Regions from separate parts of the Mus musculus genome. Here regions 2, 3 and 4 are each linked to region 1. The links are chromatin loops, found by intact Hi-C in ENCODE. Cell type or tissue: left cerebral cortex. All regions are shown on one strand. Links, peaks and the distances in the headings refer to the core of each region. The heading gives the core; the rest is flanking DNA.

Region 1 (7,917 bases), core at 1,524-6,523:
ATTGCACACTTACCATTGTAACTGATTGCACACTTACCATTGTAACTGATTGCACACTTACCATTGTAACTCACTGCATACTTACCATTGTAACTCACTGCACACTTACCACTGTAACTCACTGCACACTTACCATTGTAACTGATTGCACACTTACCATTGTAACTCACTGCATACTTACCATTGTAACTCACTGCACACTTACCATTGTAACTGATTGCACACTTAACATTGTAACTCACTGCACACTTACCACTGTAACTCACTGAACACTTACCATTGTAATTCACTGCATACCTACCATTGTAACTCACTGCATACTTACCATTGTAACTGATTGCACACTTACCATTGTAACTGATTGCACACTTACCATTGTAACTCACTGCACACTTACCATTGTAACTCACTGCAACTTACCACTGTAACTCACTGAACACTTACCATTGTAATTCACTGCATACTTACCATTGTAACTCACTGTATACTTACCATTGTAACTGATTGCACACTTACCATTGTAACTGATTGCACACTTACCATTGTAACTCACTGCACACTTACCATTGTAACTCACTACACACATTTATGTACCATTGTAACTGATTGCACACTTACCATTGTAACTCACTGCACACTTACCATTGTAACTCACTGCACACTTACCATTGTAACTCACTGCACACTTACCATTGTAACTCACTGCACACTTACCATTGTAACTCACTGCAACTTACCACTGTAACTTACTGAACACTTACCATTGTAACTCACTGCATACTTACCATTGTAACTGATTGCACACTTACCATTGTAACTGATTGCACACTTAACATTGTAACTCACTACACACGTTTACGTACCATTGTAACTGATTGCACACTTACCATTGTAACTCACTGCACACTTACCATTGTAACTAGCACCCTCGTTCTTAGGTATTTTTAACAATGAACACACACATGTGCCTGCATGAAGACTGAGAGGCAACTGTTCTTAGTGGTTTGCAGTAACCAAAAATTCAAAAGATCTCAAAAGAACGTCTATCAGTGAATTAATAGCAAACAAACAAAACAACAGCAAAACCATGTGATATCTGCACAGTGGAGCACTTCTCTATAATAAAACCAAGTGGAACACAGAAATACAAGAGTCTCAAAAAATCTGTGCCCTAAAGAACGATGTAGAAAAGGAACAACAAAACACTCATCTCCTGATATGCTGTCCAAAATATGGAAATGTGTGCTTTCCATAGTTATTAAAACAGTATATAACTCAAAGTAGGAAAATGGAGTTGAAATAGTCTACACTCAGTCTTGCAATTTTCAAACTGAGACCTTGTCTTGTACTGTAATGCTGTGGGGCATCCGAAAAGGATAGAGTGTAATGCTCTTATAATAATGGAGGGAGATGGTTTTTTTCAATATTCTGCCAATCCAAATGAAGGGATTGAGAAAAGAGAGAGGGGAATGTTGGATAGTGAAGTCAGAATAGTACACACAAGGCAGCAGGCTTCATCCAAATTTGTGTCTACTAACACTGGCACACCTCATCAAAAGCAGATGAGAAACCATGAGCTAAAAACACATGAGCTTAGATTTTCTAGTAGCATCGCTTCTCTGCCTTTTGGCTAAGATCAAGTGTAGATTTTCTAGTAGCCACACTACAGCAAGTAAAAAATTGTGTAGAATTCTAATTTTTTTCAAGACAGGGTCTCATATATCCCAGGCTCGCCTTGAAATAAGTGTCCAGGAATGAGCTTAGCCTGCCGGTCCTCCTGAGAACATCATGTAGACAGCAGGCATGCCCTGCCACACTGGCTCATGCTGTGTTGCTGATCACACTCGGAGCTTTGTGGATGCTCCAAAAGCATTCTGCCAAACAGGCTACATCTCTTGTCCTGAGGGAGAATTCATCTTACTATAGAATTTGTATTTAGTTCAATCTTTCCAAAATATCACTTTTAAATATAACTGACAGTCAAAGCTCTTCAGATATCTTGCTTTTTTTTTCCCCCTTTAAAAAAAATCTTTGTGGTCTGATCTATGGGAGCTAAGGGTGTAGCTCAGGAGAGCATAATCCTAGCATGTGTATCCTAGCATGTGTATCCTAGCATGTGTATCCTAGCATGTGTATCCTAGCATGTGTATCCTAGCATGTGTATCCTAGCATGTGTATCCTAGCATGTGTATCCTAGCATGTGTATCCTAGCATGTGTATCCTAGCATGTGTATCCTAGCATGTGTATCCTAGCATGTGTATCCTAGCATGTGTATCCTAGCATGTGCATGGCCCTGGGCTCCACTCCAGCACTGCCAAAAGTATTTAAAATTATGGTGACAGGCACGACACAGTGAAAATAATATCCCCAAATTTATATAACTTTATTAACATTAAAATTAGACGTTGGGTCATAAAACAGTGAAGAGGGTTTTTGTTTATTTTATTTTTTTTCATTTATTCGTTTTTGAGACTGAGTCTCTATATATAGCTCTGGCTGTCCTTGAGCTTGCTATATAGACCAGGCTAGCTTTCAATTCATAGAGATATACCTGCCTCTGCCTCCCAAGTGCTGGGACTAAACCTGGTCTGAAGCGATTATTTTTGAAAAAGGGTACATCAGCTTATTATAATAAAAGGGCATAAAACAAATACCAGGGACATGTAATGAATCTAAAAAAATCTACCTATAAAAGAAATAACATGGTCTCAGAGTAATAAAGCTGAAACTGTAAGGAGTCATTTTAAATTTCTTCAATGGTGCTGAGACATTCTAACTTACCAAGTTCAACCACCGGCAGAGTCAACAGACAAAAGGATAATAAATAAAAAACAAAAACTTTATATTCAACTTAAAATAATACAAACAGCAAACGTCTGTGAGTCAGGAAGATACTGTGGTCAGTCAGCAGCTGTTGAAATGCACTTGGGAGTTGGCCTTGGCCCTCTGCACAGAGGTTACAGTTTTGTAGCCTGGTCTTCTTGTGGGACTCCTAACAGTGAGATCAGGGGCTGCCTCTGATTCTTTTGCCTGTTTTAGGTACCCTTTCCTTCGGGGTCACCTCCTCTAGCCTCAGTATGAGGGGAGGTACCTAGGCTTACTGAAACTTGATTTGCAATGGTTAATTGCTATCCATGGAAGATCCACCTTTTTCTGAAGAGAAATGGAGGAGGAATGAATGGGGGAAGTCAGAGGGGAGGTGGGGAGTGAGGGACTTGGGGAAACAAACTGTGGTCATGCGGTCTTCAGGATGGAGAGAGAGGTGGGGGGGAGAGAGGAGAGGAGAGGAGAGGAGGGGAGGGGAGGGGAGGGGAGGGGAGGGGAGGGGAGGGGAGGAGAGGGGAGGGGAGGGGAGGAGAGGAGAGGAATTTATTTAGAAAAAACAAAAGTTAGCCTTGTGTGGATGAGAGGTTCAGCAGATAGAGACTTGCTATGCAAACCTACTGTCCAGAAGTCCATTCTGCAAACCAATGTAAACGTGGAACCAACTCCACAAAGTTGTTCTCTGACCTCCACATGAACAAACAGGTTTTAGAAAAAAGAAGAAGAAGACTATAAAGTTGGTAGGCATGTAGATAATAGCCTGTAACCCCAGCTATTTGGGAAGCTGGGCAGGAAGATTGCAAAGTTGAGACCTGCCTGGGTTACCCAGTGAGTTCAAGGCTAGACTCTGCGGTTTGATCAGACGCTATCTCAAAATAAGTAAAAGGGGGGGGGGGGGCTGGGAGTGTAGCAGGGATCACAAGGATGCAGACTGCCACCCTGCATCCATTGGTCAGGACAAACATCAGAGAAGGGAAGCACCCCAACACATGGCCCTCAGACTACACTTACAAGTTTTCCCAGAGAAACGAAAACCACGCATTTACTGTTTACATGAACACACAAAATCCAACTAAACGTGTGTGCATAGCGGCTTTATTCACAGTCGACCCAAACAGGAAACAGTCTAAAGCTCTTTCAGTTAAGCTGTGGTGATTCCACATCACAGAGACTTCAATAACCAAAGAAACAACAGGCACATGGGCTATGGAGCTGGATCTGCCTTGCAGGCCAAGAGGAAGACACAGAATGGCTCTGCAGGGCGCCACCTTGTGGCCCTCTCAAGCAAAGGCCCAATTACAGGCAGCAGGGCAGCCATGGCTAACTGGAGGGAACACTTACTACAAAGGCATGGGGCCCAGATATGGGGGAGGGAGTCATTCAGTACCCAGAGCACACAAACCTACACTCATTGAAACTTTCAAAACTTTCTAATATATGATTGCATATAATTGTGAAGTATATGTATATATAAATTAAGGGGTGGGGAAAAAGGCAAATTTTAAATAATATGTATAAGAAAGAGCTATTTCATATATTAAAAATAAGTATTCATGGTACATTTTTTTGGTTTGTTTTTTGAGACAGGGTTTCTCTGTGTAGCCCTGGCTGTCCTGGAATTCACTTTGTAGACCAGGCTGGCCTCAAACTCAGAAATCTGCCTGCCTCTGCCTCCCGAGTGCTGGGATTAAAGGTGTGCGCCACCACGCCCGGCACATTCTCATTTTTTTATTTAGATCCTTATTATTAGTATTATAGTCACTAAAATGAGAAAGCTACCTCTGTTTTAACTTTCCCAAAGCCTGAATATCTTTTTCTCTAGTGTCCTAGATAATAGCTGCACCCACTCCTCACCTAAACACACAGAGGCCCCTCCAGACATACACACACTGTGGTACTATCCTCCCATGAGCACACAGCGCCCCACTCCTCATATATGTGTTCACACAGCAGCCTCTCCCCTCATATAAACACATGGCAACCCTGCCCCTCGAGTGAACACACAGCAGCCAGACCCTCGTGAACACATGGGCAGTCCCGCCTATCATGTGATCACGGCATCTCCTCACCTGGAATAACATTGTTTTTGTGTGCATGGTCCCGTAGCCTTCTCGTTGGCTGAGATAAAACGTGCCTGTGAAGCTGGAGCCATCCGGCCACGTGTAGGTGCCCAGGCCATGGAAATGGTCCCGGTAAAACTGCCCATGGTAGGCCTATGGAGAGGAGAGGTCCATGAGCCTCCTATCGAAGAGGGGGTATTACCTTTGTAGGTGACTGCTAAGCCAGGCTACAACACCTGGCTGAATGAGGACTACAAGGCTGTGATAGGCCTCTTGGGAACCCAGACACAAGACTTCTTTTAGTCCAGGTAGCCAATGTGATAACTGGCATTGGTCACTCAGAATACCCAGAGAGGTCTCCAGGCAGCCAGCCCACGAGTTCACCTTCCCTACCCTCTGCTGTGGGTTGGACTAGCTTGGGAAGTTCAGAACTGCATAGAGCTGCTGCCAGGCCAGCACCCACTCTAGGTTTGGCAGAGCTCTCCCCTCCTAGGAGTCCTGACCCCACCCTATGAGCTCTCTATCAGGTAACAGAGGCCAAGCTGGCTGGAGGATGCTTGCTGGTAGGGGGACCCTGAGCCTGGCTGAGAACAAAGTAGGGTCGATTTATGATGACTCCTCAGTACTGGGTCCATTGTGAGCCTCTGCTCGTCCTTGTCCTGCCTGAGCCCTTCAAGTAAGTATGTCAGGTGAGTATATCAAAGGACATGGGAGAGAGAAGGAAGGTGTTACCAATCCCCCAGGCTCTGTACTTGTCCTGTATGCTGTTAGGTGGCATCTCCATCCTCAGAAGATGCTGGGCCAGGAGCCCTTAGCTATGGTATGTAAAGAAGCCATGAACAATGGGCAAATGAGAAGCCAGATGAAGACTTGAGACACAAACACTCGAGCATCACCATCAACATGGAGTCCCAAACTGGCTCCTGATACCCATGTCTTCCAGGACTGCTGGGGGCTCCCATTCTGGGTCTTAGAGGACTCATGCCCTTATTCCTATCTTGACACCTCAATTCTCCTCAGACCCCATCTGTGGTGGTTTGAATAGGTTTGGCTCCCATAGATCCATGTGTTTGAATGCTAGGCCATAGGGGGTGACATTATTAGGAGGTGTGACCTGTTGGAGGAAGTTTGTTACTGTGTAGGCAGGCTTTGAGGTCCCCTAAGCTCAAGATATGCCCAATGTGACAGTCTCCTTCTGGCTGCATTTGGATCAAGATGTAGAACTCTAGGCTCCTCCAGCATCAAGTCTGCCTGCATCCTGCCATGCTTCCCTCCATGATGATAATGGACTGAATCTCTGAAACTGTAACTCAGCCCTAGTTAAATGTTTGCCTTTATAAAAGTTGCCTTGGTCATGATACCTCTTCACGGCAATGAAACCCTAAGACCCCATCGTGAACAACTTCTCTCCCCCCACCCCCATTGCTCTCCTCTAGGTAAATATACCTCCAGTGATTTATATACACTCCCCACCCCATTCCACCTCCATGTAACTCCCCTGCTCTGAAATGCTCCCACCAGAAAGAGTAGATGGCCACAGCATGCCTACCTCTGTCCTGCCCCAGGCCACAGCTGCCTGGATCAACATAGCCTGACTGGAGCTGGGCTTATGGGGCTTTAGAAACAAGGCTGAGAAATTCCTGTTCCCTCTCCTGTTTCTTGAATCAGTGGCCTTGAATCAGGCCTAGATGCTGGAGGAAGGACTGGACCAGGTAACTCTAGTCTTTGGCCCCACATTAAAGAAACTGTGCCTTGCCACAGGCAGAGTCGCACCATAGAACAGAGGACTAGAAGAGGAGCCCATGACTTCCCTGACGCCATGAGCAGCATCAGATTGGAAAGGCCGCAGCACCAGGGCTGCTGGGCTGCCCTAGTCATGCATAATAGAAAAACAGAACAAGCACAAGGCTTCAAAGCACTACTTCCCTGGTGGCCCTACCGGGCTTCAGACACACTGCATCCCCCTTTGTTATATACGGAGCCATCTTACCCAATCACTGATACCAGAAAGCACAGACAAATGTGGTCATGGGCTCAGTCTTGGGTCCCTGCCTCCCAGAAGTCTCCACTTAGGTCCTGGGTATAGCCTAGGGATCTTAGGTGCATTTCCATTTTATAGTTGAGAGCATCCTTGCCATCATTTTAATCTTAAACAGCAAGCAATTTCAGGAAGGTGGAATATGTGAGTCTCTGCAGAAATTTGAAGTTTTAAAACATTTTGCTCTCCTGGAAGGAACTTACTACTGTTGTTTTGCCAGATCAATATATTGTTAAGCCACCTTCTAACTATTTATATGTATAGATTAGTGCCGCCCTCAACCTTGGCCAGAAAAGCTTCTTTTTCAAAGTGGGCAGCAGTCAGTGCAGAGATTCATAACTTGTCAAAGCGATTGATAAGTGCTCAGCCCTAAATGGGATGCCTGAATCTATCTCCCACTCCCAAGACTCAGGGAACATTGTAGAAGAAGTGGGGAGAGGGGCTGTGAGATGGCTCATCAGGTAAGAGCACTGACTGCTCTTCCAAAGGTCCTGAGTTCAAATCCCAGCAACCACATGGTGGGTCACAACCACCCATAATGAGATCTGACACCCTCTTCTGGTGTGCCTGAGGACAGCTACAGTGTACTTAGATATAATAATAAATAAATCTGGGCCAGAGTGAGCAGGGCCAACCAAAGTGAGCAGAGGTCCAAAATTCAATTCCTAACAACCACATGATGGCTCACAACTATCTGCACAGCTACAGTGTACTCATATACATAAAATACATAAATAAAATCTCTCTATAAAAAAAAAAGAAGTGGGGAGAGACTGAGAACCAGAGGACGGGGTGCAGATCTGTAAAATATTGGGGTTTGTGGCATGCCATGGCCACTGTACTCCTGAACTCATTGTGTCTGTGGCTATCTGCACAAGACCTACATGAGATTCCAGTGCCCCCATCCTAGCTTAGGGGCTATTTACTGGCAGTTAATGGCTGCTGGGGATGAGAAAGTCAGTTTTCTTTTGGTTGTGGCTGCTGGTAGGTTGCCC
Region 2 (7,917 bases), core at 1,983-6,982, 380 kb before region 1:
GAGAAGATACACAATGCAAGATATTACTTCTTCAGGAAAATGACAAACAGTGTTTTAATACTTGAGAGAACCTTGGGTGGGGCTGAGATTGTAATAAGCGAACTATATGTTTGACTTCATTTCAATGGCGAAAGTTGGAAGACTTTTATCCTTAGAGTTTGTAACTGGCACATTCTCAAATCTTTTCAAGGTCACTGTTTAACACAATGTGGATCCTTTAAATGCCACAAGATCAACAAAGAAGTACAGAAGTAAAGGAAACAAGAAAATGCACCAGGTGACAAAGAACAAGGACCAGATTAAGAAAAATACCAGCTGTGAAGAAAAATGCAAATAGAACAGGGTCACCCAGCCAATGGGACTACTGACCCCACTGCAGAGTTGGCTACACATATCTACACACACACACACACACACACACACACACACACACACACACACACATACCCCTGACGACTCAGCTGGAAACTCCACATATACTCTTGGGGATGAAGATGAAAAGCAAGTCTGTGTCTAGAGTTACTGTCTCATCAATTAAAATACATTCCTGAATCAGAGTATTGCTTATATAATCTTTTGTCAAAAATACTTAATTCAACTTAGTATCAGACCCCCACAGACACCCCAAAATAAATAAATAAAAATACATACATACATACATACATACATACATACATACAAAACCAAAAAAGCAAAAACAAAACAGTATTAGGAGACAGAAGCAAAGGGGAGCAGTCACAGCCTTATAACATTAACACATCTTATACAAAGCACCTAGCAGGTGAGCCAGCCCGGTCCCTTCACAAGTGAGAGGAGGCACCCTCTAGCACAGTATTAAAAGCAGTCCTGTAAGGGTGAGTGCTAGAGGCTCAAGTGTGTGTGTGGGTTATTAGAATGCCGAGGGGTGACAATAGAGCTGGTGTCACCAGGAGGCCACCAGGGCTGTTGAGGAAGTGTCAGAGAAGAGGGACTGTCCCTGAAGTCTCACCAGTGCAGACCACAGATCCCCCCTGCTCCGTGTGAGCCACTTCCAAGCATGGAGGATTCTCCCTGACTTAGTGGGAGGGAGCCAGTTCCTAACTCCACCGCTTGACAGGGGCTGTGGAGGAAAAGCACTCGCAGAGATCTCACGTCCTACACTCTCAGAACTTGAGGCGAGCCCAGGAAGTATCCTTGAGGTTGGTCAGAACAGCAGCCACACACACACAGGAGCACAGTTCACTTCCGAGGTCAGGGCTAGAAAGTGAGCTGTCGAAACCTATCACCGAAACACACCCATCATCTCAAGGAAGTTGGTCCTCATGTGATCAAAGCAACCCACAGCCTTCAGAGTGACCTCCACCCCGCCACGGTTAGGTACACCGAGCGGGCTCTTCATGATGGCCACAGTAAACCAATGCTTCCTGTTGTACCTGCTTCCAAAGGGGATAAAGACATAGACAAATTGTCCCAATTTTCAGAAGGCATGAACTTTTCATTTAGAAAAACCACAACTCTTATAACTGAGGGATTTCTAAATAGACGCTAAAAATTGTCTTCTTGAGGCTGAGGAGGGAGGATTATGATGAGCCTGAGGCTAGCCTGTATCCAAAAAAAAAAAAAAAAAAAAAAAGTGGTCTTTCTGAATGTCCCTGCTGACTAGGACCTTCTCAGATGGAAACGAAGACTGTTCTGGTGACCATAAAGATGGCTTTTAGCTTCTTGGGGCTTTGGGTACTGGGAAGTGCACTTGTGGTCGAGGACCTAGAAATCAGGGTCATGCTGGGTTTTGGTGCCCATGGACACCATGAAAAATGCCAGGAGTGAACAGTTATACGCAGGACTCCCCAGAAGGCAGAGGTCAGATGGCAAAACTGGAATGGTGCCTGTCTCCACTTAATGGTCCATCCAGTTTCACGGAGTGCCCATTATAGAGCAGTCATTCCAAGCAACTGGATCAACCAGGAGAATACACTGTCTCCGCCTCACCACCTTCATAGACTATGAATTTTAGTAAAGTAGAAAGTAGGTCAAGATGCACAGCTCCTAGCCTGGGAGCTGATGCTGAGCTGGAGGGCGTTGGTCGGTGGGACCGGGCACAGCTGGGTGGGGACAGCAGCAAGAAGTGACACTTGGGAAAAGTTTCGAAGAGGCAAGGACCTGCCACATGGCTCCCTGGGAAGAAGAAGGCAGAGACTACCTACTGCATAGCTGAAGGATGTGGAGTTGGTCAGGGCTAGTCCAGTTGAAGGGATTGTGTGGACTAGAGGAGAAAAGAATTTGAAGGACACATGAGGCCAATAGATCAGTGTCACTCTGATGGCTGATGGCTGGGCTGATCCACACTGGAAATGATCAGTGCACTGAGGTCCAGCAGAGGAAGGGTGCATATATGGAGCTTCTGATCCCTCTAGGAGGACGAGATGGGACTTAGGCTAAGGACAGTGCCTGACACATTTTCTTGATCCAGACCCCGAGAGTCGAGGATGACCCTGGTCAATGAATCATTAGCAGCAGATGTGAATTTGATGGGCCAAGGGGAAGACTGGAAATACTTCAGGGCCGTGCCCCTGGGGAAGGAAGGGACAGTTAGAGATTTAGAGATGTGAGGTTCCAGCCAGGCCAAGCAGGGTCTCCCTGCTGGGAGTTCAGGGGCACAGGACTAGGTTGGGGCTGTCTGGCTAGTGACCAGGAGCAAACAGAATGGGAAAGTGGGATGGGAACACATTTGCGCACAGAACAGAGTCCTTTCAGGAAAAGACAACTGGAAATCTGGAGACTACCTGCCACTTCTCAGTTCAGCTCGCCCTTTACTTCTCTGTCACCTTGGGCATGGAGGCCTCAATGAGGCTCACAATAGCACTGCAAAGGGGCACAGGGCATAAGTCCTGTTCCTCCATTGCCTGTCAAGACTTTTGGCAAGTGTGGAGGCTCCCACGACAAGCCACTCTGCAGTCTGAGTGGCAGTGGGCAGGAGCAGGCAGGTGAGACCACAACCATGGTAGGGCCTGGGAAGTGAGGGGCCCTGGAAAAATGGTTATCCTCTGTCACACCTGTCCCCAGAGTCTCCAGCCCTGCCTAGATCCAGGCCAACTCTGGAGCTGCTAGTGGTTCTCTCTAGAGCTTGACTGGGAAGGATGGTTGGATTTTGCTAGGATCAGAGCCTGGGGTGGATTGGAGGTAGAACTGTCCTGGGTCTTCCTTACAGTCAGGGGCGTGCCTAGCTACCCAAGGAGTCTAGGCAGGAGTCCAGGAGGACATTAGGAAAGAGGGCAGTCTCACTCTGATGGGAAATGTTAGAGGGAAGCTGTTCTCTGCATTCCTTTGAGTCCCGTGCTTGTGGCCTTCAGATTTCCAAATCACAAGAAAGAATTGTGGTTCTTTCTGGATTCACCAAAATGGGGCAATAGAAGTTTAAATGGGCGAGAGAGGGAGCAAGAAAAAGCAGGGCAACAAAGGGGAGAGTGATCAGGTGGACCACAGACAGGGGCAGTCCTCCCAGAGGCTTGGTTCTGATCCATCAACACCCTATGGCTATGGTGAAGGTGGGTTCTGGAAATGGTAGTTGGCTCACAGTCCTGCCTGCCCTGGCACTGCACAGGGTTGGTTTATTAGCACTGGATACTGCAAGGATGGGTTTTCTGGGGCCCCTGCCTGAATCCCTCCAGCTGACTGCAGGCTGGGTGTGGTGTGTGTGTGTGTGTGTGTGTGTGTGTGTGTGTGTGTGTGTGTATTCAGGGGAACAGGCCAGCTTCCTGTGAGGAACAAGTGGAGCAAGGCAGATGTCAGCCCTCTTGAGGTTCATTCATCCACTTTTCTGAAGTCAGGGTCAAGGGGACATTTCCTGAGGGGCATGTGCACGGAGTTGGGCACAAAATGAAGAGTGGGAATAGTAAGTATTGGAGAGAATGTTAGAAGCAGTGGGTGTGAGGAGGCTGGAAAATGCATGCAAATAGCAACAGGAGACAGGATGCTGAGAGCATGGAAATTTCTATGGTACAATCAGTGCCAAGATCAGTGATTCCCTACCTTGGAGATCTGCCGGTGTCTGTGTGTCTGTCCTCAGTCTTCTGAAACCACTTCTCTCTGTCCACTGTCACCCCCAGACACCTGGCTTCTGCTGCAGCCTGGCTAATCCCTCAGAGCAGCTGGCCCACTTGAGCCACAGCTGGTTTAAAGGAGGCACTGAGAGAAAAGGGAAGCTTCCTTCCCCATGTGCGAGGACGTGGGACTCCAGGGCCCAATTACCCCACAGTACAGTGTGTCTGCCCCACACCGCCAATTAGCCCTGGTCTCCTGTGCTGGATGGCATGGGCTAGCAAGGAACTCAGGCCTTTTGGTGTCTCTGCTCCTTGTCCCCAGCACCCTGTCCAAGCCTTCAGGCCCTGGGCAGAGCTTCTCTCCATTCCCTCACTCTGGCTACATGGCCCTGTCCTGACTGGAGCCACCTTTGCTCTTCAAGGCAGGGAGGGACATGTCTCTGTGGAGAGTGATGACGAGGTCTAGTCCAGAAGATGAGGTTGAGGTAAGGCCCTACTCAGGCCTGCAGTTTATGACTGTCATCACTCATGAGTGAAAAGGCAAAGTTGAACTTTTGATGTAGACAGAGACATCTTTCTTGTGATGGACCAGAACAAATATCACGGCTTATGTCTAAGACAAACAGACTTGCCAGGTGGGCAGAGTGATAGAAGCCACTGATCCCAGGCAGGAGAGTGAGTCCCAGAGTATAGGTAGGCTCAAGCTACCTATATCTTCAGCAAGGCCATCAGAGAGAACAAGGCTCGGTCCAGTTTCGAAGCGAGCTGATAACCCAACCAACCTTTCCACAAAGTCATAATCGCCCATCAGCCAGTAGGTGTCACAAATCAAACACAACCAAGCAGGCCTTCCAGCTTCTCAGAGAGGCTAAAATAGAACACCAGACAGCTCCGGATGGTGGTGGGTGCAGACTCTCCTACACTGCCAGTGTGAGCAAGACAGTCCAGCTGCTCTGTAAAGGACGTCTAGCAGTTTCTTATTGAGTTGTAAAACTAGACATATATTCATGTACAACTCCAGATACCTCCATCTATATGGCTGTTCCTTTCACAATCTCTCAAAGCTGGAAATAGTCCCATGTCCTACAGTGTGTTATTTGCTGAGCCAGCTGAACCCACAAGTGAGCTGTCTGGACACAGGATGGCGTAGGTGGGTCTTATGTCCCCACATGCTCATTGCCCATTTGGGCATCTTCTTAGGTTCCCAGAAAAAGCCAAAGCACTTTTCATCAGTCCCTGCCAGAGCCTGTGAACTCAGGCGTGGATGGTCCTTTCCCAGTTCCTGGGCAACATAGACCAAACCAAACCTATAAAATAATCATGGCTATAACAAGTCCTTCATCCTTCATACAGTCATAGGTATAGAATCAAGGAGGCCAAGCTCTTGGCATTGCCTGGGAAGAGTGAGAGGTTTGTGTGGCCACCTGGCAGGAAGGTGCTTTTTGCCCATAGTGGAAAGACTTTTGCTGTGTTCATGGCTGCCTGCACTGTTTGCCTCTGTTAGATGGTCTATTACGTTACAAGAGAAATTATTTTTATTAATTAATTTGGTTTAATGACAATCTCACAGTATATATATATATATATATATATATATATTTCTGATTACTCCCTGCCCCCATTCTTTCTTCTCTTTCCCCCAGCCCATCAGCTCACCTCCTCCTCCTCAGATCCCTTCCCCACATGCATGACTTTAAGTTTTATTTTTCTGACCCATCTGGTTTAACACAGACCATCTGTGTAAGCGCTGGATTACACCTATTCAATGGAACTGGGTGGGGTCACCAGTGTGTTAACAGCTGAAGCCACTGACTCTCTCTCTCTGAATCCATAAGGAGCGAATAGTTCACCAGTGATGGGCAGAGCCCCCTGGGCCCCTCCTCTGCCCACTGCTGTCTGTTGACAAACCCATTATCATGCAGATCCAGCACAGGTATCCACACCTCCCTGAGTTCATGATTCAGAGGGCTCAGTCTTGCCCAGAACGGCTCATCACTCACTGTCCTTGTCCTTATCTTCCAGCTTTTGCATTCTTTCTGTCCTTTCTTCAACAATGCTCCCTGAGTTGTGGAGGGGGCGCTTTCAATGTCTTCTTCAGGGTTGGCTGCTCATCCGTCATTTATCCTCAGTGCCTTGGGCAGCGGTGAGTCTGCATTTACCACTGTTTGATGGAAAGTAGCATCTGTCAGACTTCCAGCGATGCCGACAAACCGTGTCTTAGCCCATTGCTGCAACAAGCCACCTGGAGCTGCGTAATGTATAAGGAAAAGAGATTGCTTAGGGGAATATCACAGCAGTCGGAGAAGTTATAAAGATCAAGGGCCCCATCCGTGTCAGGAGAGGGCAAGTGTATCCCTCAGCAAAAGTGCACGTGAGGTTAAGAGCAGGCACGTGGGAAGAGTGTGCAAGTGTGTGGGGAGCCAGGCTCAGCTTTCTGACACTCTCAAACCAACCAACTAACCAACCAAGACAGTCCTAGAGGAAGAACTTAGGCCCACCTGAAACAGCCTGTTGGAAGGACTCCACCCCATGCTCTCAGTACCGCCCACACAGCCCCCATCTCCCACTCCACCTGAGGCATGAGGCCTCAACATGATGGGGGGAAACCATATTCACCCTCAGCAGGACCTTACTCCCACATGGGCATCCTCCTTCACCAGACCAGATTCCCACTGGCCACACAGCTTGGTTCTTGGCCACTGCTGGAGTCAGTGGGAAGACCACACGGGGCTCTTGCTTATCACCCCCTCGACTACCCCTGCCCCCAACCACTGCTCATCAGTCTCTAGAAACTTCCTTCTTCCATCTGCAGTCTCATCAGCTGGTTGCTGGAAGAACCTCCTGAGAGCTGCTTCCTGGACACTGCCCATGTGGGGACAGGATTGTCAGTCCCTCTGGTACTCGGCCACGGAAGAAAAACACAGGTCCACTATCCTGGTAGCCATTCCTGTTCATTCCAGAACTCTCTGGGAATTCATCTTAGAGGTTTACCCAGCCTTTATTGGAATTTCAAATTTTCAGATTATTTTATGCCGACCAGAACTAGAGGCAGTGTCTAGGTCGGTAGCACTCTGGATATCCTGACAAGAGGCCCTGTCATTACAGCACACTTTTTTTTTTTTTTTTTTTTTTTAAATCCCAAATTCCAGCGTCTACCACTGGGTGGCGGCCGCGGACTTCAGCTGGGAGCTGTTTTCAAAGCAGGGGCTGGAGATATTCCCAGAATTCTTGTGCTCATCACCACAGGATTCCCAAGACACTGAGGGACCACTGCATTTCCTTTGGCAAGTCAGCAGTAGCCCGCTTCTGTTCATACCCCACACGTGGCCTTCCCTCGGGGGTTCTCTTGGGCAGGTGAGGTCCATATGCCCAGGGATGGGAGCTGCTCCTCCACGGGGCTCTTCCAGGTGGACAGCCAGCCACAGTAGCAGCATCAAGAGCGTCAAGGGGGATGTTCACTATGTGAGTATGTAGGTTAGCATCCTTTCTCCCAGCCCCAGCTTGATCTCCACTCTCTGCTAGTACCGCAACAGTAATTTAGTGTTTTATCGCAAGCAAAGCTTGTGCAAGGTCTATATCCTCCCCAACCAAATAACAGAATCTGGTGAGATCAGACAACCCATGGCAGTAGGTTGGCATCCTCTCGTCATGGAGGAAGATTGCAATAAAGAAAATAGATTTCAGGCCGCCCCTCGGCACGTGGCCCTGCCTCTACACGTTGCTGCTCTTTGACTACTCTGGGTGTCCAGCTCATCCGTCTTTACCCAGGCTATTTGTGCTACAGAGCGATAATCGGTTCATAAGCACCCCAGCTTCTAATGTGTTAATTAAAAGTCATTGTTCCCGTTTTCCCAATCAGCTGTCCTTTGCTGTCTCAAATGAATGATCTGTGCAGGCT
Region 3 (7,917 bases), core at 1,332-6,331, 250 kb before region 1:
TGCTCATGTGCTCCACTCCCCCCACCCCCCGTGTCTCTGAACTACCTTCAGCCCCGGGCAGTGCAGCCAGGGAGGCAGAAGACTAGACACTGCTCAATCCTCCTGGTAGGGAACATGGAAGCCTAGGGTGCTCCCCAGAGGAAAGTGTGCAAAGAAGGTTCTGGCCATGTCCTCGATCTGTGGGTAGGCGCCCTGGGTCTGGAAATATTGCACGTAGTTCCAGAAGTCAGAGGTGGAGAAAGGCCAGTAGGGCATAGCTGGTGGCTGTGTGTGGGGATCTGAAAGACAAGACACAGGTAGTCTCGGTGCCTGTCTCATTATCCCCGCTAGAAGAGCATCTTCTATACAGCCAGACCAAGTGGATGGTGCTTCCAGTGTCTGACACCAGGAGGACACCTTCCCAGCCAGGAGTAGAGTCTGAGTCACTCTGAATGCACCTCTTACCCGTTAGAGTACCTGCTCCCATGGAAAGAGAAGAAAAGGGAGACAGGACAAAACAAAGTGGGGCTTTGTCCTTGTCTGGAGGATGATGAGCAGAGAAGATGATGATGTGGGGGAGGGGAGAGGGGGAGTTCAGGCGACATGCCCACGAGGCTTCAGAGAACACAGCACCCACGTTCTAGAGCACAGGCTAGACCACCTCTGTGGTCTTGGGACTCCTGAGAGTACCCAGAGTCTGAGATCAAACTGAGGGTGGGACTCAAAGAGCCCATTCATTTGTCTTCTGCCCGGGTGTTCTCACATGGCAGAAGACAAGGCCCAGCCTGATGGGGCCCTGGATCCTTCAGCATGCACAGCTTCCCCCTGGCAGCAGGACTTGCACTGCCATACTTTAGGAGACCTAGCATTCCCACTGCCAGAGCTGAGCAGCTTCTGCTCCCCCACCCACCTGCATGCGCCAGTACCTTTTGCCAGTGAGAGAAAGACATCGAAAAGCATTACCTGCTTCCTCTGGCATTGGCTTGGCTCCTGCAAAAGGAAAGGAGAGCCATCACCTAGGGCGAACCTCCATTAACCACTGCAGACCAGGACAAGGACACTTTGACGGAGAGGCATGGAAAAGCAAGAGAGCTATGGCTAGAGTGGCCCCTCACCTGCAGGAATCCCCAGCAGCATGCCAAGGGCCAGCCACCACAGCACACAGGCCTGCATCCTTACCAAGGGCAATTCAGTTCACTGAGGACCACCTGCAGCAGGAGGAAGGCAAGGATGATGACGATGCCCACTAGGATGAGCCCATCCTGCCACCCCGCCGTGGACCACCCTTAGGAATGCTAGACTTTTCATAAGTGCTTCTGTTTCTGTTTTTCTCAGCCATTATTCTGAGGTGAGAGCTTATCAATTTTGACTGTTTAAGAGATGTCTCTCCCGTTCCCACCCCCATCACAAACACCAGATCCACCCTGTCTGTTAAGAGAGCAGTCCAAACCCTCCCAGAGGGTACCTTGTTTGCTGGTCTGTTCAGTGCAATCTGCAGCCTTGTGGGGCCACTGCCAATGTTCCGGCTACTCTTTATAGTAGGGCTGGGACAAGGAAGGAAGCGTCACCTTCCTGAGCCATCAAACTGAATATTTCATTCCCCAGCAGAGGACTGTAGGTCTCTGTTTCTCTGCTGGCAGGAGGGCCTGTGGGAGCAGCTGGGGGCATCAGACAACAGATCAAATCTGCCATAAACTTTCAAAGCTGAGTCCAGCATACGTCCATCTAATGCCCCTCCTTCTACATCTGATCCAGGGGCTGCTGAAATTCCCCTGCTGTGCTACAGGACCCTGTGATCCCGTGGCCTCTGTAAGCCTGCAGACACTCCTTCACCCAGGACACTACACTGGTAGAGCAGCCATAGAGAGGAAGTGTGAGCCAAGCTGGACCCCTCCCTCAGATCAGAGCTTTCCTCCAAGTCTCTAATAGAGAAGGCCAGAGGATAAGTAGCAGTAAACACCAGGGCCTTAAGCTCAGACCTCTGTGGTTATCCCTTGATAGAACCTGTGCCCACCTGTCAGAGGAAGTGTAGCCCCATGGACCCGCCCCTGGGTCTCAACACCCTGTTGGTGCAGAGCCTAAGTCCAGGTTGATGATCTCCATTGTGCCCTGTGAGGTCCCAGCACCCTGCTGGATACAGGCCCGAGGTCCAGGGTAAGAGTCTCCATTGTTTCTCAATCCCCCCAGAACTCTCAAAGATTCTGGTACCCTGTTCTGAAGTTGTGTGGCCCAGGGTCCCTTCAAGTCCCCTTCCTTCTCCAGGTAACAGCCTAAATCTAACCAGAGACCCAGAGCTGGCGTATGATCCAGTAGCATTGAGGTGCAGCCATGGAGGAGAAAGCCTCTGGCTTTCATTTCCAACCCCCTGGCCCCTGTGCTACAAGAGGTGTGGTGCTTTAGGGCAGCTGTGCCAGGGTCCTTGAACCACCTCCAGTTATAGGATTCATGAGGACATACGACCCTGGTTTACAGCACAGCCGTGCTCACAGCCCTGATTTATAGCACAGACCAAGAGGATCTGGCGAAGAGAAAGGCTCTAGTCAGAGCACAAAGGAGCAGACACCCTGAGCCTGCGCATCTGGCCATAGAGGGCTGCCAGGGTGAGGCAATCAACTGTCCACCTGATGAGCCCCTATCTGAAGGCTACCATGGAAAGACACCTGTGGAAGAAGCACGGCATGAAAGAAACCATGCAGACTGGTTTGAGACTGCTTACCTAATATAAGAATTTGCCAACCAGCAGCCGTGAGCCCGGGAGAGGAAACTATGGGTATTCATTTGCTTTCTCCTCCCTTTGTGGGTGTGTACTTTCCTTCATTTATTATTTTATGTAAGAAAGCTTTAAATAAAAACAGCCCCACCATCAGCAACTCTCTGTTACTTACCCTGGCTTATAGTGGTCAGTTGATCTCCCAGGTCCTGATCTCCCAGGTCCTCCAAACCTCCTGGGACACACGTTCTTTCCTGCACCACATCTCCACCCCTACACACTTCCTCTCTGCCTGGATCCTTCAGACACCTTATCTCATTGGCCTGGACAGAGACACCCCCTGCCCCCGCCCACCCAGAACACATCTCCTTTGCACCTCACCCATCTGTCTCCCTGTTCTCCTGCAGACCACTCTGCCTTCAAGAGGGACCATTAAAATGGCTGAACAGGTAGAAGTGCTTGCTGCTAAACCGAGTTCGATCCCCACATCTCACATGCTGGAAGGAGAGAACGAACTCCCACAAGTTGTTCTCTGACCTACACATACACACCTGGAACACACTGCAAACACATACACAATAAGTAAATGTCATTTTTTTTAATGGTAAATGCCTTCCCCAGGGCCCTTGCATTCCTACATTTGATGGGAATCCCAAAACACTGGATTCCATCCTTTAATAATTGCTAGGATTCCTTCTAAAATTCAATGCTTGAGGGCAGGGAAGAGTTCGAATTCTCAAAAGCTCCCAAAGGTCGGGCCCAGGAACAATACCATATAGGATGGGCAAACTTGAAACCTGCCCAGTGACTGCTCAGAAGCCTGCATGATATCCAGTGCATAATATCCCGCCCCACACAGAAACTCGGAGGGAACCTCCAAGGTCTTAACAGTCTGTCTGCTTGGATTCAAGAGATGCTTAGATGTATAAGGCCACTCTGCTGGACAGAGGCCCCTTGTTATCTCCCGTGGCAGTCAGCTTGAAAAGGACCCTGTGGTAACGAACGCCAGGATTGGGAATGAGTCAGAGGTATCTGGCGCCCCCTGCTGTCCATCCATGGACACCACATCTGACTAATAATTACTCCTTGAGCCTCGCAGATGCCCCTGCCTGTACTCTGAAATGCTAGCGCAACCCAAATTCATTCTCCTAGAAGGCAGAGCCCAGAGTAGCTTACCATCATCCATTGAGCTGTCCCAACATGGACACAGGCAGGTGCTCATAATTTAAAGTCTCAAGGCCACAGTTCATCGTGCCAGTGTGTTTTCCTGCATTCTTCTCTGCCACGGAATGGTCCGCCTGTGTTTTGCACTGTTCATACATCCCCGAGCCCCGCAAAGCCTCGGAAGTGGCTTATAACTGATCCTAGAGTCACTTCCTGTTTCCTGGACCGTGGCCAGCATAAGTACTGGGGTGTAGGGGGTGATGGCTCACAGTCTGCCTTCTCCTCACATCTCCCAGACTGACATCTGCCCTAAGTCCTCCGTCCCAGATGGCAGCATTGCCCTCCCGCTTGTGCCTGCAGAGTACCCGGGTGTCCCAGGGACTGAGCAGTACCTCACTGACAGGGCTGGAGTCTTCTGGCTGGATTCAAACCCAAGGAGAGTGGCGTCATGTGACCACACAGAGCTGGGATTCAGAGGTTCTAGAAGTCATGCTGCCCCTTGTCCCTCTAAACATGCCCTGGTAGACACATTTCCTTTGGGAAGTGCCATCCCTGCTCCTACAAAGGAGGGGGGCGCAGACTTCTAATGTCACCCATGTTTGTCCTCAAACACACACATCCCTATCGGACTTTTAAAGAGCTTAACTAAACATGTTACCTTGGACATGAAAAGGGAGAATTCTGGGAGCGTGTTGAGCTGACTTGGCAAAGCCTGTCAAGGTGGAAGTCCCTCCACGCCACCACAGCTGATGCGGGTGTGGCAGCTTTAACAGGAAATCTAGAAGGGCCTGGGGTGAGACAGCCGGTCCCAGGCTGCTTGGAGAACAGGCTCAGAGCTTGGAGTGGAATGTTTCTGAGATGGCCTCCAGGGGGCGCCATGCTCACAGGCTCCTGTGCAGCTGGCCCACAGGACAGGGTTTGTGTTCTGGAATAATCAAAGTCTCCTTCCATGTCATAAGACTGACCGCATACGGATCTGAAGCTGAAATGTGAAAGCATGTGATCACCTTCTTTTAAAATACCTCGTTCTTTTCCTGAACTGACCATAGACTCTCTGAAAAGGTCCCAGGTCAACCCCGGCGAGTACCCCTTCAGAAACCACGAAGAATTGACCTGGATTGGGATGAGATGGGGTTGGGGGGTCCTAGGGACTCCAGTGTGGCTGAAAGAAATACAGGACGCATGGTTACATTTGAATTTCAAGCGACCAGCTTTTCTAGCGGAAGTTTCATGTCTCAAACATCTCCAGGGATCTGTCCCCCAACCCACCCACCCCCAAATATTCACTTTAGGTGAAACACTCATCTTCCCAACACCATATGCACACACAGGTGTGTACACACTTACAATGTGCACAGACAAGCAGGTGTCTATTGCTGTCATCCCATAGAGTATGGGAAGAGGCGGGCTGCTTTGGAGGCTGAGCCTGGGATCAGAAGGCAGGAGCAAGATAGGTGTGGCGCTACCTGAGGCCACCATCTGGAATCAATACTGCACCCCCAATACGCACAGAGAGCATCTGGGTTCCTGGGGGCTAATGGATCCAGAAACCAGCCCAGGCAGAACTGAAAGATCTTGCTGAGGCCAAGGATCCAGGGATTGCTATAGGCCCTGCCCTGACTGCAGGAAGCTCCACTGGTGGCTTCTCGGTGACATAAAGGGTTAACTGAACCACTGAGCCAGGCATCTCACTGGGAAGTTGCCTGGTTCACCACAGCTGCCTCCCTGAGAGGTGGAGTACATACCCTTCCCAGCAAGGAATATTTAGCTTGTGGTCATTTGCGACCCCCAACAGAAGGATGGGTCTCACATGGCCCATGGTTTTTTGTTTGTTTGTTTGTTTGTTTTTTCTCACAGGATTCTTTGTCATCTGCATTTCTCTGCATCATGGGAAAAGATTCCCAGGAACCCAGGAAGGGCTGGTGTTGACCCTGGGCTGTGAAGGATGTCATCTGAGCTTTTCCCACAAGGGCTTCACCACGTCGGACATGCTGACACAAGCCGAAGGATCTGCCTTGGACTCCAGTCAGGGGACAGGATACCAGAGACACAGGTCAGCAGCAACAGGAGTGACATCAATCCAGTGCCATACAGGCCCATTTACTTAGAAGAAGCCCTTGGGCAGACGTGACTCTCTCACCTCAGACCACTGCAGAGTTCTGATCTCTGCTCGCCGTAACACAGCCTTTCCCCCAGTTCCTTTGAACTGAAAGTGACTTGTCTGTCATGTTTCTAATACCACAGGGAGGGTTAAATGTTATGTCTCTAGGACTTGATATCGTAGGCTACAGAGCTCCCAGAACCAGCCAGGCCCTGTGGCATGGGCTAGAGGGGTGCAGGGAAGGACCCGCTAGCTCAGTTTCCAGCCTAGGAGGAACGTAAATGGGTTATCCTGTTTCTGGGAGAATGTTTTTCTGTCAGCAGAGGTGGTGTGGATGATGGGTTATCACCCAGTTCGAGTGCCCCGAACACCAGTTTCTGGACTGCAATTCATTGCCTTTCTCGCATGCATGCCTGGCTGGTTTTGTGTCAACTTGATATAAGCTAGGGTCATCAGAGAGAAAGGAGCCTCAGTTGAGGAAATGCCTCTAAGACATCCAGCTGTAGAGCATTTTCTTAATTAGTGACTGATAGAGGAAGGCCAGCCCATTGTGGGTGGGGTCATTCCTGGGCTGGTGGTCCTAGGTTCTATGAGAATGCAGGTTGAGCAAGCTAGTAAGCAGCATCCCTTCATGGCCTCTCAATCAGCTCCTGCCCCCAGGTTCCTGCCCTGCTCCAGTTCCTGTCCTGACTTCTCTCAGTGAAGGACTACAACCTGGAAGTGTAAACCAAATGAACTCTTTCCTCCCCAACTTGCTTGTGGTCATAGTTTTGTTGCAGCAATAGAAACCCGGACTAAGACACCTGGTTACCTCTCCAGGGTCACAGTATGGACCCTTTCCGGGTGCTGAGTGTTCCTGGTTCAGGACCTCAGTTTTTAACCAAAGCCACACCTAGCCATGCCTGCTCTCAGGTGGGATTTTCTTTGTGGTTGCCTTCAGAAAGGGCACTTGATTGAGGCACATTTCCCTTTCTTTGTCCCCCTTGGAGGAAGGGCTGCTAGGCCCAGAATGTGACTGTCTGGAGGAGGGACACAAATGCATCTGACTACAGAACAAGGAGTGGGTAGCCAGCACTACCAGACTGCAGGCTCAGCCCTTTGTGGTCCCCACCTGGTGAAACAGACAGGCCATGGTGTGCTTTGGGGCAGGGAGGGTTTCTTTCCTTGGGTGATATGACCCTAGGCTAAGGGCCAATGGTGCCCACATGATGGAGCAAATATACAGAGGCCACCCTTAGCCACATCCTCCTGTGATTAAGATGGGGCCTGCCCAGCAGCCCTGTTTGCTTCCTGAGACTCTGCGCAGGGCCAGGTTCCAGAGCCCACTATGCTGAGCCTCCAAACTGCAAGAGGAGCCCTGGGCTGGGCCATTTTTCTGTGGCCTGAAATAGATCCATTGTTTGTCCTATTCAGTACCACATGAAAGCTGGGATTTATGGGAACCAGGACTCAGTGTGTTTCTCAGCCTGGCTGAGGCATCTGGGCAGCGTGGTCAGTCCTGCTGCCCTTGGGGGCCCCTAGGCTCAGCCTCTGCAGGTCTAGGCTGGAGTTGGCAGCAGTATCTCCGAACTTCCTGCTGACCACCCACTGGGTTCCTCTCTGGCTTTTTGGCTCTTTTCTCCTGATGCTGGTAGAAACAGAGAGATGAAAGAGCAGGTCCCCTGTCTTGCTTTGGCTGACTGTCCTAGATTCTTAACCCGTCGATTCATCCAAGAAGCAGGTATTATGAGCCCACAGCACGGGGCATCAGGAGGCTCATTCTGGATGGAGCCCTGCTAAGCCAAGACCCATGTCTGAGAATTAAAGGGCTGGCTGTGCTTTGAAGCATGTGCTAAATCTGTCTCTGCGGAGGGCCGGGAGGCTCCTGTCCAGCCCACGGCCTTGAAAGCAGAATACTTCCCATTTTGCTCCCAGGGAGACATCAGAATCAGCTGCCGGCCCCAGAGGCAGGCTGAGGAGTGTG
Region 4 (7,917 bases), core at 1,528-6,527, 210 kb before region 1:
ACAAGATGTAATTTACATCTATAATTTATACATAAGCATGTGTGTTTGTCCCTTGTGTATTTCAGGCTTCAACAGTCTGGGCATTCAAAGGAAGCTGCACATGAGGATGTACCAGTTGTATTCCATCCCAGCCCCCATGCCTTCCTTTTTGAGAGTTCCTAGACTACCTCAGAGTGCTGTGGGTTACACTCTCCGGAGTCACTGCCATTGAGGGCATCACGTGAGGGGATAGGGAGGTTCTCTCCTCTCATTCTGAAGTCAGTCCATTGGTCTCTGTGCCATCTTCAAAGGCATCATTGCCAAAGAGTACCCATTGGATGCCAGTGCATCCAATTTCCTTTTACCACTTTACCTGGACAGGCAGCTGATACCTACACATCCCTAAAGCCACTGGAGGCCTGCTAGGCTTCAAACTTAGGGATCCTACCCCTTCTAAGCCCAGAAGAAGAAGGGGTTGATCTGTGATCCCCCAGTCACTGTGACACTCAGATGGACATTGTGGGTCTGGTACCATATGAGCGAAGATGCCCTTGCCTTTCTGGTCCTGCCTACACTGGACCCCACATAGCTGATGGCACAGAGCTTGGCCACATAGAGCAGAAAGGCCCCGTGTCCTTCTTCAAAGACTTTCCCTTCTGTCCTCTAAACATATGCCACAGTACATAGCCATCCACCCTGCCTAACGAGGCGGCTCCTGTTCCTCTGCCTGCAGACCTGAGTAGTCCCGTATATTACCAGCTGGGAGTCAGGGGCTTGCCTGGGGAATAGGTAGGGGACAGATGTTACTGTGCAGCTTCTACATCAGAGAATTCCAGACTACAGCCCATGAGTAAGTCTAGGTGAGCCTGTGGGGTCCACAGTCTAGAGTCTGATATTTAGGGAAGGCAGAGAACCCCAATCTAGGATTGCTCAACTGGGATCCAAAAATCTCACTCCTGTTTGGGAAGCAGGCAGTGTTTGTATCTGTGATCGATTTCAGGCCCAGTTTGGATCTGTGATCAATTTCCCGGCTCCTTCTTGGCTCTTAAGCATTTACTTCCCAGAGTGCTACCTTGTGCCCCAAATGGATTCTTGTTGCTAGATCCCAGCTGGGTGAGTATTCCACGGATGTCTTCTGCCCCCCCGTGATACCCCGTTTTACACAAAGAGGCTGCAGCTGCAAGTCCCCCCTTCAGCCCCAGCATCACCATCTAAAAATAGTTCCCGCCGGGGCATTTCCATTCAGAAGCCACCAGAAGCTGCACCCCCCCCAAACCCCTCCCCACCCTCCCTCCACCCCGGCTCAAAGAGCATCTGGTGGATCCTGAGTCTTCACTGACCTAATCAAAATGTGGAGGAGAGATGGAAACCGGAGAGGACAGTGGGCGGGGCCAGCTCTGTCAGGCAGGGCAAAGGGTAGGAGAAATACACCTTCAGCTGGTGCCCATAAACACCACTTAAGCGGAAGGTCCTTAACATGCAGACACCGAAACTCGGATCCATCATCTTGCTGCTGTCCTCCCCAAGGCCGGGCCATCAAGCTCTGAGTGTGACTGCCTTTCATCTGAATTTACTCCCTGACAATACAAGATTACAGCAGGCTTCCCCCGAACAAAAGAGATTGCTTGACAAACAACCTTCCCTCCCTACCCCATGGGCAGCTGCCACACTCCACTGGGTCTCCTGGGCGGAGGCCAGCTCGCCCAACCTCCTCACATGGACAAGACCTTGTGAATAGCAATGGCAGTGACTGTTGCATGCCATCAGATGGCAGTGAGTTTCCTCTTCCTCCTCCCTTCTTGACTGGGGGCATTTCCTCTAGGTGCACCCTGGCAGGGTACTGAGCAAGGGTGTTTTGGTCACATGCAAGGTCCTACAGTGGGCTACAGTGTTCTACACTGGCCAGTAGTACTCATCTTGGCCTGTTTTGGATTCTCTGTAGGTTTCAAAAATTAGATAGGACTTGCGTTTTTCACCTAGGAAACCTGACCACCCACAGTTCCAGGCCCTCAGCTAAGTCCTGGCCAACAGCCTGGCCTGAGTGCCAAGAAGCAGCCTTGATCTTCTACTCCATAGTAGGTCTCATGACTGCAGGGTGTTGGGAGGGGTGCAGAGCAAATGCCTTCTTCAAAATGTTGGACAACTTTTGAGTAACAGAAACCTGCTGAATCAAGAGTGAAATCATAAAATCTATTGCCCTAATTTAAGCCCTTGGTCAAGATGTCCCAGGGCATATCCCTTGTCCATTTGTCCTTTGGCTTTACTGTCCTGGCAGGACCTGGGCAGACCACCACCACTCCCCAGTCCTATGGCCACACTCCATCCTTCCTACCATCCATTTGGGATACATCTTGATTTGCATGTGGTAGACAAGTCCTGCCCACTGACCTCATTCTGCAAGAGTCCGTGTCCAACCTCCATGGGCCTCACCCTATAAGTGCCCCTGACCCTGGATCTGTCATAGCCCTATCTCCTGCCACCTCCACCCTCATCAGGCAGGGATTCCTTCTCCCGCTCTGTGTCCAGTGGGTCTGGGCTTCTGAGTTCCATCAAGGGCAGGGAGCTGGAAGATGAGCACGTGCCAAGTCTAAGAGGGGAATCTGCTCCCCAAGTCAGTGTGAGCTGGGCAGCCTTAACTCCTACCCACAGCGGTGGTAGAATGTGCTTCAGCAAGTGGGCAGCCAGACTCTTAAAGGAGAACCCACTGGCAAGGGTACTCAGCCCCTGGTGATTCACAGAATAGAGGCATGGTCTCTAGAATGGGGAAGGGGACTTTTGCAGCAAAGCCGAGCAGAGAAGACAATGAGTAAAACTACAGATTTACAGCAAGAGCCTGCTGTTCATCCATGTGCATCTAACATGAGGCTTTGGGGGATCTTTGCTTCCCTGATCATGTGTCTGTGTCCACAGAGAACCTTACATTTCATAACAGAGTAGACCCCTGTCTGCTGCTGTGCCTCGGGAATCTCCAGCCTTAGCTAGTGACTTGCTAACATGCTTCTTTTGACCTTGACATAGCTTTTCCATCCTTTGTGTTCAACTGTCTTTCTGGATTGGATTTTCTCCCAGGAACCCAGATCTAGGAGGCACCTCCGCAGCACCTCACTAAGAGTTCACAAGGAATGGGAAGAATAGACAGCTCAGAGCCAAGGCTTGGTGACCCTCAGAGTGAGCCCATCTCTCCTCCAAGGCTCATAGATGATGGTTCCATTGCTCTAGAGAGAGAGGGATAAGGGGCCTACAGGAAGGTAGGCATATACATATACATATACATATACATATACATATACATACATACATACATATATATATATATATATATATATATACATATATATATATCTTCCAGTCAGGTTGTCTTCTCATCCTCCTCTTCTGTCAAAGACTTCCCAGGCTCAGATGGCAATAGCTATTGCAAAGGTTACATACAAGGACTCTGAGATGGTCAAGGCTACCAACCCAGCCACTGCTGGATGCTGCAGGCACCTCTGCTAACACACTAGGTATCTAGACTTCTGAACCATATGGTGCCTTTCTGCTGACTGATTGTCCTCTTGACAATCTCTCACTTTCTTTGCAGGTTCAGGCCAGGTCTCAAAAGAGGAGCTAAGTAAGGGCTGTGCCTCTGGGTCAGCACATGAGAAGAAATTAGTTCCGGTTCCACAGCAAGTTATCTGCGCAGCCTCTGAAGGTGTGCACCTGGCTCCGCCTGAAGCTTCCCATGGCAGGCTGGCACCCAGTCATGGCCCTGGCCTACCCACGCAGTACGAAGTTAACAGCTGTGCCTGTTTGTGCCCCAGCCGCCAGCAGAACTGTGATTGTTTTCCTGGAAGCTTTGCTGATGACTAAGCAGAAAGGGATGGGGCAGGATGGGACATGGCTTGTCTCTATATTCTCTATGACACCGCTCACTCTTCTGCCACCGCAGGAAGGATCCCTCCACAAAGCCAAGCATGGTATAGATATACCAGGGTGATAGGCCTTGGCAGGAGCTTGGAAGATCTCCCAGGGCTGTCTTGGCTATTCAGCTGTTCCAGGGCAAGATGGGAGCCATGAGGAGCTACTTGGAGTCTGTGCTGAGTCACAGTAGAGAGTTTCTCCCACCACAGTCAATAGTGTATTGGTGGGGGAGGTGTGTACAAAACACACTGCTTCGCTCACACTAATCATGTGCGACAGTGCTGAACTCCACACCCAACCCAGTAATAACAAGCCTCAAATTACTATAGGGTCTCTTTCCCAGGTTGCTCTGTATGTTCTAGCAGGCGTGTCTAACCTGCCCACATGTGCCCCAGGGCGTTTATGAATGTAGATCAACACAAAACTGTAAACAGACCTGAAACTGGGATTTTGTTTCCCTTTAAAAGCACTTCATTTATTCAGTGTGTGTAGCTTGTTTTCCTGCATGGGTACACATAGGGCAGCAAGCCCTTGGGACCTCCTTGTCTGTGCCTCCCCAGGGATGAGATTGCAGGTGTGCACCACTATGTTTGACCTTTATCTGTGTGCTGAGGATACAGACTCCAGTCCTCATGTGCACATGTGTACTCCCCCGTTCCTCAAATGCTTGTAACAGCTACTGGGGTCATTTGGTTCCTCGACTTATTTGATTGAGTTGATCAACTGAGTTGTTGGTTTCTACTGTTAAACTCTGATCATATTATACACATACATGAATCACAATCATGGAATGTGTATTCACATATTCATATACATGTTGAGTACACATACCTATAAATATGGGCACGTATCTGTGGAAGGCTTGCTGATACGGACATGCAGAGTACTTTTTAAGATTTATTTACTGTATGTATGTGAGTACACGATAGCTGTCTTCAGTTACACCAGAAGAGGGCATCAGATCCCATTACAGGTGGTTGTGAGTCACCATGTGGTTGCTGGGAATTGAACTCAGGACCTCTGGAAGAGCAGCAGTCAGTGCTCTTAACTGCTGAGCCATCTCTCCAGCCCAAGAGTATTTTTTCAATGCACATTTCTATCTATGTGCATATGTATTTAACTGTACAAAAGAAACTTCAGACATATTTTATTTATATGTGAATAATGCAGATATGAATGTATAATGTACAAAAATTTATATAAATTTAACCTAGATATTTTGGGGTGTGGCTTGTAAATCTTACACTTAAAAAGAGGGACATGCAAACTGTATATGCCCCAGTACAGGGGAATGCCAGGGTCAAAAAAAATGGGAATGAGTGGGTAGGGAAGTAGGGGGGAGGGTATGAGGGACTTTTGGGATAGCATTGGAAATATAATTGAGGAAAATATGTAATAAAAAAAAGAAAAGAAAAAAAAAGAGAGAGAGCTATCAAACATGGACTGGGGTGGGAAAATATCTAAAGATGCACTGAAGAATCTGTCTATTCTTACAGCACAGAATTTCCTAAGTGTTTGAGCTGCTGCTGGTCTCAAAAGCCAAAATGTATTTTCCTGTCTCTGATAAGAATGTAGTCCAGCTGGAGACAGCCCATCTTTGAAGTCGGCCTGTAACTAATGTGTGCCTTTTTAAAGCCCAGCCACAGTATGCATTCTGTCTTCCCTGACATTCGCTTTTGCATTGGCCATTGATTCACACAGGGCTTGCTGTGCCCACCATGACACATGGGTGAATAGGTAATTATTCTTGTGACATTACATGTTTCAGATTTATCCATATATCATATAGAAGCAATGCATACACCTATATTGCAAGTTTATTCATATACATATGTAAAATGTCCATATACTTATATATTATATACTTAATATATATTATATATTTAATACATATAAATACACATGTATTTTATATACAGATACAAATATAAATATACTGGATATGGCTGGCATATTTGCTACAATGTTGCAGGATATTTTAAGTTCTTTTCACGAGGAAACTGACCTTGCAGTTGCTTTGTAGTGTTTGTCTTCCCTACTCCCCCATCTGGCCCCCCAGACCCATGCCCCACTGTTTCCACAGTGTTATTTCACCTTTGAATGTTGTTTCAATCTGTTGATGGAAGCACAGAACCCTGAAGTCTTCCTTGTAGAGAGTGGTTCTCTCTCTCTCTCTCTCTCTCTCTCTCTCTCTCTCTCTCTCTCTCTCTCACCTTTGACCTCTCCTTTAGGTGGATGCCTGGTCACAGTTTGTGTTTCCACCTGTGCGCGTTTGGGTGCAATGAACTTCAAGTGGGTTCATCTCTTCCATCTGACAGCCGAGTTATTGGCATAGAGTTGTTTTGGAAGTTGATGTCTTTAGCATCCAAAGCAACCCCTCCTTCCTGTGGCAGGTGACTCATGGTTTGTTTTTCTATAAATGGCTGGTCATGGATTGGTCTGTCTGGTGGGGGAGATTATTTATTTTGTTCTGAGGAAACCACCATTAATCCACTCCATTATTTACGTTCTATTTTAGCGATTTCTGTTCTTTCCTATTTACTCTGTTTGCTTTGGTCTGGCTTGCTGCTATTTTTCTAGTTTCTCAGGGGACGGGGGTGGGGGGTGACTGATTTATTTGCTTTTTTTCTAATATAGGTATTTATTATTTATACTATAAATTGTGTTTCTTCACCAGCTCAAACTATTTTTCTAGTGTTCCCCTTACCTTCTTTGACCCGTGGGATATTAATTAGCTTCCATATATTTGGAAGTTTGCCATCCAGAGGCACACCTACCCTATGTGGGACCCTTGAGGGACAGCAGGGACGGGAGAGGGCAGCAGAGCATTAACGCATGAACGAAGCTGGTTGGCACAGGCCTGGAATTCTCCCTCACCTGTGCCATGTGTAACACAGCTTGTGTGGGAAAGCCCAGAAGTTACAAAGGAGAGAGATGCAGCTGCTATAGCAATGGCCCACAAAGGGCCATGAGCCTTGGGTTCCTGTGTTTTCATCCTCATTCCTTCCTGGCCCTCTAGTTAGCACACTCACTCTCAAGCACGCTATAACAGGAATCTCTCTGGCGGGGGCCTCCATATTAACAGTTGTAAAAACTAACAAACCAACAAAAAACAGAGACTTATTCCCCTCTGGTGTCTCTTTGCTTTTCTCTTCTTCCTCTTCTTTTGCCCACCATATTCAACCTTTGTCTAGCTGGTTCTGTGTGCCTTGAAGCCTTGTAGGACTCTGACTAGATGTATATTCCCACCTCAGTGGTCTACCTTCTCCTGGACTGCTGCCAGCTGTCAGCCTTGCAACACACACCTTGTCACCTTCTGTCTATCTATCTGCTTTGGGACAGAGCTTGGGACACAGTAGGAGCTCAATGGCTAGGTGAATCTGGGACATGGGGGCTCAAAAAGCACTTTCCTACTATGTGAATGCCAGGAGCCATAGAGAAGGGATGGGATGGCGGGTTACCTTGTTCACTGCGGTGACAAAATGCCTAACGAGGTGTGATTTATGTGCAGAAAGGTTTATTTCAGCTTGTAGTTTGAGGAGAGAGATTAACTGTATTTTTGCCTCTTCCATGCAATGCTGGGCACATATCCACTGCCCTTTCTGAAGAAGCAGTGATCAGCACGCAGATGCATTCTCTCTCAGCAAAGTAAATACAGATGTAAGAGGCTGTGTCGGGCAGCTCCTCCGCACCGCTGCTGTCCCCAGGGACGAGCAGCTTATGGCTGGCTACTCACACCTCCCACCTCGCTCTGTGTTTGTCAAAGACGCACACACTTTTCCCTGGAGAAGGTCTGCTTTTTGCCACAATGACATCACCGGGAATGTGTGGGTCAGCCATTTTCAAATGTTTGGTTTCTCCCAGTGTCTGGAGATTATTGCCTTGAGGAGTCAGGAGACTTTTCTCTCACCCCCCTCAGCAATTCCAACCTGCAACTTATAAAAATAAATGCGTGAACCGCTGGTGCTGGGCTGAGAGGGATCACGTTTACTTGTTAAGATTTACAGCGGGGGCCATCAGTCAACTCTGAGATCTCAT

The links. A loop is a pair of places that touch in the nucleus more often than their neighbours do. Peaks named below come from ENCODE experiments on the same cell type or tissue, not always from the same donor. Only the 100,000 strongest peaks of a DNase experiment are listed, where the experiment ranks them.
Region 2: it touches region 1 in a loop (5-fold over the local background); 7 of 42 quality-filtered maps call a loop at or near these places.
Region 3: a loop joins it to region 1, with 2.4 times the contacts of the local background. A loop is called at or near these places in 8 of 42 quality-filtered maps.
Region 4: a loop joins it to region 1, with 2.1 times the contacts of the local background. A loop is called at or near these places in 12 of 42 quality-filtered maps.

Annotation. Positions count from the first base shown.
Region 1 is chr1:92,891,176-92,899,092 of GRCm38, forward strand. It overlaps Ankmy1 (ankyrin repeat and MYND domain containing 1), which reads right to left. Exons shown (of 18, transcript NM_001347091.1): 4 at 4,894-5,037. LOC115487694 (a small nuclear RNA gene) reads left to right here and starts at 1,611; the gene lies at 1,611-1,799. In left cerebral cortex, for the core only: a CTCF peak has its summit at 4,096 (motif pointing left); a DNase peak (open chromatin) is centred at 4,085.
Region 2 is chr1:92,514,308-92,522,224 of GRCm38, forward strand. It overlaps Olfr1414 (olfactory receptor 1414), which reads right to left and starts at 4,208. Exons shown (of 2, transcript NM_147039.2): 1 at 4,009-4,208. In left cerebral cortex, for the core only: no CTCF peak of the experiment used is centred there; DNase peaks (open chromatin) are centred at 4,064, 4,952 and 6,943.
Region 3 is chr1:92,644,240-92,652,156 of GRCm38, forward strand. Otos (otospiralin) reads right to left here and starts at 4,602. Exons shown (of 5, transcript NM_153114.2): 1 at 4,512-4,602; 2 at 1,445-1,637; 3 at 1,095-1,187; 4 at 943-969; 5 at 1-278. The coding sequence starts at 1,152. The coding sequence ends at 94. In left cerebral cortex, for the core only: CTCF peaks have their summits at 3,734 (motif pointing left) and 4,715 (motif pointing right); DNase peaks (open chromatin) are centred at 3,705 and 4,721.
Region 4 is chr1:92,679,583-92,687,499 of GRCm38, forward strand. No RefSeq gene overlaps it. Among named protein-coding and RNA genes, the nearest start is that of Otos, 35 kb to the left of the region's middle. In left cerebral cortex, for the core only: no CTCF peak of the experiment used is centred there; a DNase peak (open chromatin) is centred at 3,771.